Regions from separate parts of the Homo sapiens genome. Here region 2 is linked to region 1. The links are chromatin contacts, found by Hi-C in ENCODE. All regions are on one chromosome and are shown on one strand. The core of a region is the stretch at or near the end of the contact, and the rest is flanking DNA. Distances in the headings are between cores, read along the strand shown. Region 1 has its middle 44 kb from the start of AOC1. Region 2 holds the start of FASTK (Fas activated serine/threonine kinase).

Region 1 (6,747 bases), core at 385-2,884:
TACTCTCATACTCACAGGTCTCAGATGGCTATAATTTGGCTGATCCAGGATAGGTGTGGCTGGACGGCCCTGCCTTAGGCTGTAGGTAGCCTGGGTTTGACGCAAGTTCAGGTGGTTGCACCAAGTTTGTCCTGGGGCACAGCAGAGGCTCTCTGGAGGAAGCTCTTCTTACCCTGGACTTCTGGAGTGGAAAGAAGGAGCCAGGCCATGTGGGCGCATGGAGTGCTTCTGCTAGTTCCATCCTCCAACAGCCCCAGGGCCAAAACACGTCAGGTGGTCAAGTCCAACATCAATGAGCAGGGGAGTCTATACGGGAGGAGTGTGAGTATTTGCTGAATAATAATAACCCAGACTGTCACCCGCCACCTCAGAGAGGAGCTGTGAGGACGGAGGGAGTCACTGCCTGGTTTGTGCACATGTTAAATGCTTACCCCATGCTAACTGATACGTGGAGGATGTAGGGATGGGTCAGATTCTCAAGGTCTTGATAAATCACGTTGAAAATTTTGGGAGCCATGGAGGCTTCAATCAGAAGGGTGACAGGGTTTGATCTGGATTTCAGAGCAACCCCTCTGGAAGCCGCGTTGAGGTTGGTCTGATGGAGGCGAGACTGGGGTCTCAGGGTGATGAGCAGTAAGTCATCATGGGGAAAGGAAAGATGGAACGAATTCAGGAAATGCTGGGAAGGTGGGACTCACGGGTAGATGGCAGAGGGGCTGTGTGGAGGGAAGCAGGTGCCTAGGCTCTCGGTTCTTGGCTTGGGTCAAGGGACATGATGATAGACCCTGGGCTGGGGAGCACAGGAGGAAGGGCTGGCCTGTGCAGGGGATAGAGGAGGTGATAAACCGGCTTAGACATGTGGAGTGTGAGGTTCTCACAGGACGTTTAGGTAGAGGTACAGGTCTTGGCGTGTAAGAGAAGAATATGGACATGGGACATATATTTGGGAGTCAAATCGGTTAAGGGGCAGGCAGGAAGTGAGCCCCAGTTATTGAGGTTTCCAGGGAATGGGAAATATGCTGGGTTGGCGCAGGGGAACTCCAGTGGCGCATATTCACATGTGGCTGACGTCGCCGTGAGATAGCCATCCTCATATTCTTCTTCTAAACTAAAGCCTGAAATTACTTGGGGGTGGCAAAGCCCAGCAAAAGAGCCCACCCCCAGCCTCCATGGCTAAGGCTTGGCCAATGAGTTGTAAGACAAGTGATGTCTGTGAATTCCGGCAAAGCACAGTGAAGGTAGCCATACCCTTCTCTGTCCCCTCCTCCATCCTACTGCCTGACTTGTATGAGATGGCTGGAGCTCTGGCAGTCACCGTGGACTAGGAGGCTGGGGGCTACATCCCAGGTGGAGGCCGTGAGGAGGAAGGAGGCTGCGTGCCCTAGGCCTTCATGGGGCCCCTAAGCCACTCAGGACTGTGTTTACAGAGAAACACGACTGTCTCTTGTTGAAGCCGCTGTGAACACATTTTTCTGTTCCATTCAGCTGAACTTGGTCCACAGGGAGCCATTTTGAGTCTGCCGTTCTTGGTCAAGCCTCACCCCGGGGGCATTTCCAGCCTCTGTTTTCTCCGCGGGATTAATAAGAGGCAGCCGTGCCCGGTCCAGTCGCCGCGAGGTGTTGTGCGCCACCTGGTGGTCGCGTGGCAGACAGCATTCCTCCAAGCGAGACAGCACCAGCGGCTAAAATGCAGCTATCTGCACCTCGAACCCAGCCCATCTTTTAGCCAATGACAAGCCAAGTGCCCCAGAGTCCTGCATGGCAGTGGACGCTGACAAGAACTCCAGGAATTCCAGATTGCATGGAGCTTCTCGGCTCAGGTGTGTTTTCGGAATCAACTGCGGGCAGTTTCCAAGGAGCCAGTTGGCGGTCCCTGCGTCTCCTCGTCCAGGTCGTGAACTTCTGTACTAAAGGATTCCATGTGACCCCTCTGCTGCAGACTCTGGTCTCAGAGCAATAGTGAGAGCTGGAGAGAAGGGAGGGAGATGACTCACTGCTTTACTGAGCAGGAAATTAACACCAAGGGAGCCTAACCTGGCAGCAGCCTGGAAAAATTGGTTTGCGGTGGTTTGAGCAGTGGGCAAAGTGGGTTTATGTGGGCGAGCTTATTAACACTTCCTTTTGCTGACTGCGGGTACAAGCTTGAAATGGCCAACAGTGCAGCAAATAGAGACCAAGTTGCAAAAATGAGTCTTCATCTCACTGAAGTTTGAGAAATTGCAGAGGCTCGTGGAGAGACTCCTGGTGCCAGGACACGCAGGTCTCCACCCAATCTGGCCACTCTGTGTGTGACCCGGGGCCCGTCCTCTGTCTCCAGGCTCCCCTTGCTACATGAGGTGGCCGGAACACTGCCTGGGTTTTGAGGCCAAGGGTTTGTAGGTGTTGGTGAAGAGAAGGGGCCCCCAGGCTAGGTGAGGGGACCTCAGTTACCTCCCCCTTTCCCAATCATCCTTTTCTGAGGCCACCTTCAATTGCTACCCTATCCTAAAAGGCCTCGAAAAGCAACAGGCTCTGGTGTCCCGACATCTTCTGGTTTCCTCTTCTTTCTGTGAAACAACTGAGTCTCAGCTTTTCTCATTTGCATCCCCACCTGGCAGCTGAAGAGCCGCAAACAAAATAACACCTGCTTTACATGAAGGGGAAGTGACTTGGGGCTGGAGTGAGAGGTGGGCCCGGGTCATAAGTCCTTGTTTGTTTTCTTCTTTCCTTACACTGCTTGGTGGGTTCTTCGTGGTCCTCCGCAAAGAGGGTTTGGGAATGGCGGGTGTCTCTCTCACTCGGAGCCAGCCCCTGTCTCTCTTCTGCACTGTTCCTGAGCCTGGGGTGGGTGTCTGGAGCGAATGGACTGGATTCCTCCCCAGCCCCAGGGTCTCTGTCTCTGGTGAGGGGCAGGTGGCTGTGTGTTGAACAAGCCTCTCCCTCCTCTGATCCACAACCAAACACATACAGGGATGTCCCGGGTAACTCTGGGAGTGTCCCTGTCTCTGGCCCTGCATTCTGGGGTCTGTGAACTGCAAATTGCTAGATGGAGGGATCTGCCTACCCCAAAGGGGAATTTCCAGGGAGAGGGATCTGTCCACCCCAAGGGGTGTGGCCAGGGATCCTCCTCCAGGAGATGAACCCCACAGACATGACTTTGGGTCCAAGCACCATCAATGCCATTTCCTGGGGCTGCATGGCTGGGAACCAGTTTGCCGACCAGTCGGAGCTAGATAGGGAGGGGGCAGGGCCGAAGTGGAGGTCTCCCCCTTTCCTTTCACTGCCTTTCTACATGCGGTGCTGGTCCTGGATCTGTTGTCCTGAGACTCTACACTTGTCCTCTCCCTCCTCTGCCATGTCTTGTGGGGACAGACCCCTGCAAGTGGTATCTCCCACACTTCCAGGTTCCACCCATGGGAGGCCTGAGCATGAGACAGAGGGGGCTGGACCTTCTCTCCCTTTCTCTCCAGCTGCGACAGACAGGCCCCCAGGGCTCCCAGCTTCCACTGGTGACCCGGCTGCAGGGTCTGGGAACTCCACGCCCTCCCTCTGCCCCTGCCTCTCTGGGCATTGCTGTCTCTGGAGTACCCACCCTGTTTATCTCTTAGTTCACCCATCCTCCCAGCTTCCAGTTCCCTGAAGTCCAGTGTCTCCGTGCTAAGTCTCCCAGCAGTCCCTGATTCCCAACCCGTGTGTCTTGCTGGATCTTCCTTCCCCACCTTAATCAGGCTGGCGCAGATCCCACCATAGTTTTTTGATTGTGTTTGTGTGTGAAACAGGTCTGTCAAGTTCAACCAACATCTGACATCCAGTTCAGTTTTGCCTCTCCTCCCAGCTCTGCTGGACCCCAGGTCCAAGGCTCCTACCCTGGGGAGGGGCAGGTCTGGCCGTCCCCTCCTCTCTTCCTCTCCCACACCTGCTGATGCTCCTGGGGCCAGGATGGAGGGGAGGGGGCTTGGAGGAAAAGTGGCCCCACTGGCGTGGCCATTTTTGCTTACATGGACCCTTGGGCTCTGGGTGGCTGATATGCAACACTGGCTCTTCTGCTGGATGCAGGTGTGTGTTCTTCCGAGCATCATGGACCTGGACCTGCACAGTGCCCTGATGACCTGTCCCCTGCTGTCCACCCCACAGCCTCTAACTGCATAGTTCTCCTCGTCTGCCTGGCTGCCCTCTTAGAAGGGGGTGTTACTGGATTCCTGTGGCCACCACCACAAGGTGCATAAACTGGGTGACTCAAAACAACAGAAATGTATTCTTTCATGGTTCTGGAGGCCAGAAGGTCAAAATCAAGGTGTTGGTAGGGCCACGCTCCTTCTGCAACCTCTAGGGGAGCATGCTTCCTTATCCATCTGGCTTCTGGTAGCCCCAGGTGTTTCATGGTTTGTGAAAGCATCACTGCAATCTCTGCCTCTGTCTGCATATGGGCTTCTTCTTTGAGTGTGTATGTGTCTCTCTGTGTCTTCTCTTCTTCTTATAAGGACACTGGCCATTGGATTAGGGTCCACGCTACTCTAGCGTGACCTCGTCTTAACTGATCACATCTGCAAAGACCTGTTTCCAAATAAGGTCACAGTGATAGGTACCAAGGGTTAGAACTTCAATATATCTTTTTGGAGGACACAGTTCAACCCACAACAGGTGCAGACACACCTTGGAAATATTGTGGGTTCACTTTCAGACCCCGCAATAAAGCAAATATTGCAATAAAGTGAGTTATAAAAATCCACTGGTTTTCCAGTGCATATAAAAGTTATGTTTATATTATACTGTGGCCTATTAAGTGTTCAATAGCATTATGTCAAAAATACAATGTACATACTTTAAATTAAAAAAATCTTTATTGCAAAAAAATGCTAACAATCATCTGAGCGTTCAGTGAGTCATCATCTTTTTCCTGGTGGAGGGTTCTGCCTTGGTGTTGGTGGCTGCTGACTGATCAGGGTGGTGGTTCCTGAAGGCTGGGGTGGCTGTGGCAATTTCTTAAAACAAGAAAACAATGAATTTTGCCACATCAATGGACTGTCCTTTCATAATATATTGCCTTGTAGCATGCAATGCTGTTTGGTAGCATTTTACCCAAGGTAGAACTTCTTTCAAAATTGGAGTCAATTCTCTCAAACCCTGCTGCTGCTTTATCAACCAAGTTTATGTCATATTCTAATTTTTTTGTTGTCGTTTCAACAATGTTTACAGCGTCTTTACCAGGAGTATATTCCATCTAAGGAAACAGGCAGGATGTGGTGGCTCATGTCTGTAATCCCAGCCTGGAATCATCCCAGGCCTAGGTGGAAGGATCACTTGAGGCCAGGACTTTGAGACCAGCCTGGGCGACATAGTGAGACCCTGCCTATATATAAAAAAAAAAAAGAAAGAAAAAGAACCAGGCATGGTAGCATTCACTTGTTCTAGCTATTTTGGAGGCTGAGGTGGGAGGATTACTTGAGGAGCTTGAGGCTGCAGTGATTCATGATTACATCACTGCACTCCAGCCTGGGCAACAGAGCAAGACTCTGTCTCAAAAAAGAAAATAAAAAAGAAAGAAGAAACTGTTTTCTTTGCTCATTCATAAGAAGCAACACCTCATCCATTCAAGGTTTTTTTTTGTTTGTTTTGTTTTGAGATGGAGTCTCGCTTTGTTGCCCAGGCTGGAGGGCAGTGGCACAATTTCAGTTCACTGCAACCTCTGCCTCCTGGGTTCAAGTGATCTCCTGTCTCAGCCTCCTGAGTAGCTGGGACTACCGGCACATGTCACCATGCCCTGCTAATTTTTGTATTTTTGTAGAGAAGGGGTTTCACCATGTTGGCTAGGCTGGTCTTGAACTACTGACCTCTGATGATCCGCTCACCTCGGCCTCCCAAAGTTCTGGGATTACAGGCTTGAGCCACTGCGCCTGGCTGCCAGTCATGTTTAGTCATGAGATTGCAGCAACTCAGTCACCTCTTCAGGCTCCCCTTTTAATTCTACTTCTCTTGCTATTCCCACCACATCTGCAGTGAGTTCCTCCATTGAAGTCTTGAACCCTTCAAAATCATTCAGGAGGGTTGGAATCAATTTCTTCCAAACTTCTGTTAATGTTGCTATTTTGACCTCTTCCCATTAATTACAAATGTTCTTAATGGCATCTAGAATGGTGAATCCTTTCAGGAAGGTTTTCAATTTACTTAGCCCAGATCCATCAGAGGAATCACTATCTACGACAGCTAGAGCCTTACAAAATGTATTTCCTAAATAATAAGACTTGAAAGTTGAAATTGCTCCTTGATCCATGGGCTGCAGAATGGATGTTGTATTAGTGGGCATGAAAACAACATTAACTCCTTGCATGTCTCCATCAGAGCTCTTGGGTGATTAGGTGCATTGTCAATGGGCAGTGATATTTTGAAAAGAACAGTTTTTTTCTGAGCAGTAGGTCTCAACAGTGGCCTTAAAATATTCAGTAAACCATTCTGTAAACAGATATACTGTCATCCAGGCTTTGTTGTTTCATTTATAGAGCACAGGTAGAGTAGATATAGCGTTACTCTTAAAGGCTCCAGAATTTTCAGAATGGTAAATGAGCATTGACTTCAACTTAAAATCACCAGCTGCATCAGCTCCTAACAAGAGAGTCAGCCTGTCCTTTGAGGCTTTGAAGCCGGGCATTGACTATGAATGTCTCTAGTTATGAAAGTCCTCGATGGCATCTTCTTCCAACAGAAGGCTGTCTTATTTACTTTGAGAATTTGTTGTTTATGTAGCCACCTTCATCATTGATCTTGGCTAGG
Region 2 (7,096 bases), core at 90-2,589, 180 kb before region 1:
GCTAAAGACAGGGGTTGGGAGAGTGGTCGCAGAAGGCCCCCAGAGACACCTAAGACCCAGCCCTCCTTTATACTGGAGGCGCTGAGCGCCCCAGATCACAACTGTACTTGTTCCCCTGGCAGACGGCCCCTCCCAGGCCAGGGCCGGTGTGTTGTGGAGGGCAGGGGGAGGGTGGGAGTGCTGTTCCGGGGCCAGGGACTAGGATTGCCTGAGGCCTGCTCTCTTACCCAGGTCCCTCTCTCCTCAGGACCCAGTTTCCCGGCCGGGAACAGCAGGTGCGACTCATCTACCAAGGGCAGCTGCTAGGCGACGACACCCAGACCCTGGGCAGCCTTCACCTCCCTCCCAACTGCGTTCTCCACTGCCACGTGTCCACGAGAGTCGGTCCCCCAAATCCCCCCTGCCCGCCGGGGTCCGAGCCCGGCCCCTCCGGGCTGGAAATCGGCAGCCTGCTGCTGCCCCTGCTGCTCCTGCTGTTGCTGCTGCTCTGGTACTGCCAGATCCAGTACCGGCCCTTCTTTCCCCTGACCGCCACTCTGGGCCTGGCCGGCTTCACCCTGCTCCTCAGTCTCCTGGCCTTTGCCATGTACCGCCCGTAGTGCCTCCGCGGGCGCTTGGCAGCGTCGCCGGCCCCTCCGGACCTTGCTCCCCGCGCCGCGGCGGGAGCTGCTGCCTGCCCAGGCCCGCCTCTCCGGCCTGCCTCTTCCCGCCGCCCTGGAGCCCAGCCCTGCGCCGCAGAGGACTCCCGGGACTGGCGGAGGCCCCGCCCTGCGACCGCCGGGGCTCGGGGCCACCTCCCGGGGCTGCTGACCCTCAGCCCGCACTGGGAGTGGGCTCCTCGGGGTCGGGCATCTGCTGTCGCTGCCTCGGCCCCGGGCAGAGCCGGGCCGCCCCGGGGGCCCGTCTTAGTGTTCTGCCGGAGGACCCAGCCGCCTCCAATCCCTGACAGCTCCTTGGGCTGAGTTGGGGACGCCAGGTCGGTGGGAGGCTGGTGAAGGGGAGCGGGGAGGGGCAGAGGAGTTCCCCGGAACCCGTGCAGATTAAAGTAACTGTGAAGTTTTCACTCTTGCAGTGTGTCTGAGTGTGTGCGGGCTGGCGGGCGGGGAGTCCTCGCCCCTTGGGAGAGAAGGGCACGGACTGCGCCTGGGGTCTGGCCCTCCGCCTTCCCTTCTCCCCAGCGTTCTGCTCTGGCTTTGGCGCCGGCCTCCGTGGCCCCGCCCTCGGCGCCGGGCGCGCACTTCCCGCGGGCGGGGCTCGCGGCTCCCTGGCTCGCAGTGCCTGCCGGGAGCCACGTCTCCGAAGACCGATAGCTGCTTCGGGATTGGCGTCCGGGCGGCTATCTAGGGGCTGCTGGGAAGATGGCGGACTCGGTGGCTAGCCGATGAGGAGGCCGCGGGGGGAACCCGGCCCCCGGGCCCCGAGACCGACTGAGGGAGCGACCTGCGCAGGGCCCGGGGAGTCATGTAGGGGTGGCGCCTGCGGGGAGGGCTGCGGGAGGGCAGCGGGAGCTGGTGTTAGCGGCAGCGGCCACGGTCTCCTGGCGTCCCTGGGCCGGGGTGGGTGTTGGGGCCCCCGACTTCGCCGACTCCGCGCCATCGCAAAGCGGTGCACTCGGGCTCCACGCGCGCCCTGCGAGGTGGGCGCTGCGTTTTCATTTCACGGGTGAGGAGACTTAGAGAGACGAAGCCACTTGTCCAAGGTCACGCCGCTGGTGAGTGGGAGCGCCCAGCATGGAACCCAGCACCGTCCAGCCGCGGAGCCCGCGTTCCACCCTCTGTGCCGCCGCCGCCTCCTGTGGGAGAGGGAGGTGGTCGGGAGAGTGCACGCCGGTGCCGCCTGGGCTCCAGACTGGGCGCGACCACTAACCCGGTTAATGACCTCGGGCTTAACTTAACCCCTTCGCTGCTCTGGGCCTGCGTTTCTCCACCGGTGAAATGAGGTAATGCCAGCCCTGCCTACTCTTCATGGGCGTGTAAGGAGCATCAGAGATGGTGCATGTGGAATTGCTTTGCAAGTAGTGCTGCGCTGAGCGCACTGAGGATTATGATTGCTGTTTCAAAGGCGTGGAAGGAGGCAGAGGGGCGGGGTGGGGAAGAGGCCCAGAGCAGTCACAAAGGCTTGCTCTGACCACAGGCCCCCTAAATGAGGAGTGAGGTAAGCAGTAGGTAGCAGGTCTTTCTCCCCTTTGGAGAAAACCTCACCCCCTTTTTTGGGCTGCCCCTCAGGGTCTCCATCACCCAACTCCATGCTTCGAGTCCTGCTCTCTGCTCAGACCTCCCCTGCTCGGCTGTCTGGCCTGCTGCTGATCCCTCCAGTACAGCCCTGCTGTTTGGGGCCCAGCAAATGGGGGGACCGGCCTGTTGGAGGAGGCCCCAGTGCAGGTCCTGTGCAAGGACTGCAGCGGCTTCTGGAACAGGCGAAGAGCCCTGGGGAGCTGCTGCGCTGGCTGGGCCAGAACCCCAGCAAGGTGCGCGCCCACCACTACTCGGTGGCGCTTCGTCGTCTGGGCCAGCTCTTGGGGTCTCGGCCACGGCCCCCTCCTGTGGAGCAGGTCACACTGCAGGACTTGAGTCAGCTCATCATCCGAAACTGCCCCTCCTTTGACATTCACACCATCCACGTGTGTCTGCACCTTGCAGTCTTACTTGGTGAGGAGGGGCTTGAGGTGGGCGCCTGGGGGGCTAGGTGTTAATGAAGAATAGGGAGAACAGTAGAGGACCACGGACAGAGACCCAGCCTCTCAGGCGTTTGCCCAGGAACGCTTGCTCCTGCTCCCGTCCTATGTCTGCGGCAGACATCATGAGTCGAACGCACTCCTTCCGGCCTCGCTAGGGTGCCACCCCAGATTCCTGCTAATAGAGTGCCCTAGGAAGCCACCATAATTTGTCACAATTGGTATGAGATGAAAGCCTATTTGCCATCTTTGTATGTACTCCCTACAAACCGTTTCGATACCTCATAGCCACATGATACTTTACATGTCTCTAGTGTTTGCACTTAAACTCTAGCACACCTTCCCGCTCAGGAAACGGGAGAGGAGAAAGGTGGAGAATTCACCAAGTAACCCCATGATAAGAACAGCAGCACAGCTCTGTTACCAGGCTGCCTTTTACCTCTCCCCCTCAGGCTTTCCATCTGATGGTCCCCTGGTGTGTGCCCTGGAACAGGAGCGAAGGCTCCGCCTCCCTCCGAAGCCACCTCCCCCTTTGCAGCCCCTTCTCCGAGGTGGGCAAGGGTTGGAAGCTGCTCTAAGCTGCCCCCGTTTTCTGCGGTATCCACGGCAGCATCTGATCAGCAGCCTGGCAGGTGCTGGAGGGGGTTAAAATCAGATGGGGGTGGGGAGGGCTGACAGGAGGAGGAAGGTGGGCTCAGTTGGCTGGGCTGAGGTGGAATTGAGCCAGCCGGAGGTCCGGCTGAGGCCCAGCGTGACAGGCTGCTCTTCACAGAGGCAAGGCCAGAGGAACTGACTCCCCACGTGATGGTGCTCCTGGCCCAGCACCTGGCCCGGCACCGGTTGCGGGAGCCCCAGCTTCTGGAAGCCATTGCCCACTTCCTGGTGGTTCAGGAAACGCAACTCAGCAGCAAGGTGGGCTTGCCACCCACCCTCCAGTGCATCTCTGTCATTCTCAGGGACCTTGTCAGGCCCAGCGCCTCGTGCAGCTCGGCTATCCTTTTCCTGAAGCAGACACACCCTCTCTGTCCCCTGGGACCTGCATCTTTTCTACACCCTTTCTGTGGCTTGCCCACCTCCTGTCAGCAGCATGCATTCCTGGAAATCTGCAGTTTCCCAAAGCACTCTTAGCAGCATCCTAGCTCCACCCATCCCTCTCGAAGTCTTCAGGGCCAGACCCCACAGCGATGTCCCCTCTGCCTGTCTGGTGATTAGTCACGTGCAGCTCGTGACTGCTTTGCTGTTGAACTGTGAGGCCGGAGGGACTGTCCTGTCTTTACAGCAGTGTTGTAAACCTGAGGGCTAAGCCTCTCTAAGGCTTAGCTTGTAAAAGATGACTGCAGAAATACTTGACACTGGGTAATGAACTGCTCTTCCTCCACAGGTGGTACAGAAGTTGGTCCTGCCCTTTGGGCGACTGAACTACCTGCCCCTGGAACAGCAGTTTATGCCCTGCCTTGAGAGGATCCTGGCTCGGGAAGCAGGGGTGGCACCCCTGGCTACAGTCAACATCTTGATGTCACTGTGCCAACTGCGGTGCCTGCCCTTCAGAGCCCTGCACTTTGTTTTTTCCCCTGGCTTCATCAACTACATCAGTGGTACGCAGCCAGGATGGCTGGCTGGGCCCCTGAGGGCTGGAGAGGCAGGGGAGCAGGGTGGCCTGCAGCCCAGAGCCCCAGTCCCCGCCTCCCCACAGGCACCCCTCATGCTCTGATTGTGCGTCGCTACCTCTCCCTGCTGGACACGGCCGTGGAGCTGGAGCTCCCAGGATACCGGGGTCCCCGCCTTCCCCGAAGGCAGCAAGTGCCCATCTTTCCCCAGCCTCTCATCACCGACCGTGCCCGCTGCAAGTACAGGTGGATGGGGCAGCCTGGGGCAAGGGGAGGGGCCAGCCTGGGACCAGCAGAGTGGAAAAGCCAGAGGGACCATGAAGCGCCAAAGCTAAGGAGCTCTCGGCCACCATAAAACTGGGCCCTGAAGCAGCAGAGGGCTTTGCCCAGGGTGGTGGCACTAGACTGGGACAGATTAGGATGAGGTGCCGGGCCCTTCCTGCTACTGGTGTCCTTTCTCCTCAGTCACAAGGACATAGTAGCTGAGGGGTTGCGCCAGCTGCTGGGGGAGGAGAAATACCGCCAGGACCTGACTGTGCCTCCAGGCTACTGCACAGGTGAGCAAGGGGCAGGCGGCAGGCCCGGGGAGACGGAGCCCTGGCTAAGGCCGCCGGCCCTGCTCCCCTCCAGACTTCCTGCTGTGCGCCAGCAGCTCTGGTGCTGTGCTTCCCGTGAGGACCCAGGACCCCTTCCTGCCATACCCACCAAGGTCCTGCCCACAGGGCCAGGCTGCCTCTAGCGCCACTACTCGAGACCCTGCCCAGAGGTAAAGGAGGCAGGGTGGGGGAGCCCTGGCCACCTTGCCCGCCATGCCCTGAGCCACGTCCCTCCCCCTGCAGGGTGGTGCTGGTGTTGCGGGAACGCTGGCATTTCTGCCGGGACGGCCGGGTGCTGCTGGGCTCGAGGGCCCTGAGGGAGCGGCACCTAGGCCTGATGGGCTACCAGCTCCTGCCGGTGAGTGGCCCTGGCCTGGCCCGTGGCGCATCCTCACTCCCAGCCTGCGGGTAACCTGCCGCCCTCTCCTCTCCCCACAGCTACCCTTCGAGGAACTGGAGTCCCAGAGAGGCCTGCCCCAGCTCAAGAGCTACCTGAGGCAGAAGCTCCAGGCCCTGGGCCTGCGCTGGGGGCCTGAAGGGGGCTGAGGGGTTGATGTGGGGTTCAGGATGGCCCCCCCATGGGGGGTGGATGATTTGCACTTTGGTTCCCTGTGTTTTGATTTCTCATTAAAGTTCCTTTCCTTCCCCGTTGTGAATCTCAGTTTTGGGACGGGGAGCAGAGCTGAGTCCCCCGCCTCTTCCATTCATGCCCCGCCCCCCATACAAAGACAAAAGGCCACAGATAGGTGGGGGCCAAAGCACTTTACTGCAGGGGCAGTGGGGGAGGAGAAGACTTTAAATTATTCACTTAAATAAAAAGGAGGGAGGGGCATGGGAGGGGGAACCCCATCCCACCAGCCTGTCCCCTCGTCCATCGGTCCCTCGGCTGTCCCTCGGTGGCGGCTACACAGGCATGGGCATCTCATTGTACTCGTCCACACCCTCCCGCTCATCAAACACCGGCTCTGCCTCGTTAGCATCCAGCTGTGTGTGGGGAGGTGGCGGTCAAGAAGGGAAGTGGGGGGGCCTTTCCAGATCCACAGGGAGGCAAGAGGAACCGGGGGAGGCAGACGGGAGGGCTTACACATTTCATCTCTCGGTCGGTGAAGATACGGGTGAGCACCACCATGCGGAGCGGCACTGTGAGGATGAGGATGAAGGGGAAGGCCAGGGAGGCAGCTGTGGACATGACGGCCCAGAGCAGGGCCAGGCAGAGCAGCTGCAGGGCCGTGAACAGGTGCATACGGAGGGTCCGGACCTGGGGGGCGGAGACAGGTGAGCCCAGCTTCCTCCCTAGCCTGCTGCTGGGAAGAGCCTCTCTCTTCTTCGGAGGCGGGGATGGAAGAACATTCCTAGGTGCCAGAGCTGGGTTGGTACAGAGAGGAGGTGGGGGCTGGCTGAACTGGGCAGATGGGAGGGGGCAGCTGGAGAGTGACCCAAGTAGACCAGGATGGCCAGAGGCACACCCCTTCCGGTGGGGAGCTGGGGGGCTCACCTTCTTGACGTAAGTGACATCTGGGTGGTGTTTGGGCGGCATGAGCAGCAGATGCAGCCGCTCATAGAACTGGATCCCGTTAAGGGAGGTGACTCCCATGTACAGGAAAATTCCAAAGAGCACGGCCAGGGGGATCTGCCGGAGCAGATCCCCGATAACTATGGAGAGGCCTACGGGAGGCGCAGGAGAAAGAGTTGGCCCCGGGGTCCCCTGGCCCCAGTAGCCCTGGGGAATCCACTGGGAAGGGAAAGGCAAGAGGCAACGTACCCACAAGCAGGGCAACCAGCAGCCCCGTCACCCGCTGCTCCTTGACTTCCTGAATCTTGGGCTTGTCCCCAGGTGCCACAGCCTTGCTCATGACAGTGAGCGCGTTGGCGTGAGTGACAGAGCGGACAGTGGCAGCAGCCAACCAGGGCAGGCCAAAGAGGGCACAGATGCCGCCCATGGCCACGATGAGCAGCAGGTCCAGGTGGAAGCCGGAGCCCTTCTGCAGCATGCGCTCCTTCTTGGAGATGATGAGCCTGAGAGCGGGAGGGGTGCTGCTGAGGCCCAGGCTGGACTCAGCTCCGCAGACCACAGGGTCTTTCCAGAATGCCCAGCCAGTCCCTCCATCTGGCTTTGGAACCTGGCGGTCCCTGTCCATTCCGTCAGGATTCAAATTCCGTTACAGAGCAAAACCTGGGCCCCCAGCCCTTATCGTCCATGACAGCTCCCAGCTAGCACT

The links. Hi-C counts contacts between places; a loop is a spot of excess contacts on that map. Pooled maps may share reads with other maps.
Region 2: a loop to region 1 is called in a map of OCI-LY7, with 2.4 times the contacts of the local background. The contact joins the promoter of FASTK here to the enhancer-like site in region 1. A Hi-C loop is called at or near these places in 2 of 168 maps with a recorded cell type or tissue (CD8-positive, alpha-beta T cell and OCI-LY7) and 4 of 50 pooled maps.

Annotation. Positions count from the first base shown.
Region 1 is chr7:150,893,543-150,900,289 of GRCh38, reverse strand. No RefSeq gene overlaps it. Among named protein-coding and RNA genes, the nearest start is that of AOC1, 44 kb to the right of the region's middle. RefSeq lists silencers at 1,532-1,591, 1,609-1,769 and an enhancer at 1,475-1,769. Within about 2 kb of position 1,634, at least 4 of the 41 ENCODE cell types and tissues checked have a DNase peak (open chromatin) inside an H3K27ac peak, as active enhancers do; they include OCI-LY7, where a contact is called at or near this core.
Region 2 is chr7:151,075,052-151,082,147 of GRCh38, reverse strand. It overlaps FASTK (Fas activated serine/threonine kinase), which reads left to right and starts at 1,339. Exons shown (of 10, transcript NM_006712.5): 1 at 1,339-1,463; 2 at 2,226-2,648; 3 at 3,127-3,306; 4 at 3,447-3,586; 5 at 4,056-4,269; 6 at 4,368-4,527; 7 at 4,747-4,838; 8 at 4,912-5,047; 9 at 5,121-5,235; 10 at 5,316-5,524. The coding sequence starts at 1,382. The coding sequence ends at 5,423. It overlaps TMUB1 (transmembrane and ubiquitin like domain containing 1), which reads left to right. Exons shown (of 3, transcript NM_001136044.2): 3 at 248-1,063. The coding sequence ends at 599. SLC4A2 (solute carrier family 4 member 2) reads right to left here. Exons shown (of 23, transcript NM_003040.4): 20 at 6,640-6,893; 21 at 6,373-6,542; 22 at 5,962-6,135; 23 at 5,625-5,861. The coding sequence ends at 5,781. RefSeq lists enhancers at 32-326, 1,044-2,019, 2,020-2,996, 3,973-4,948, 4,949-5,924 and 1 more and silencers at 925-1,604, 5,067-5,146.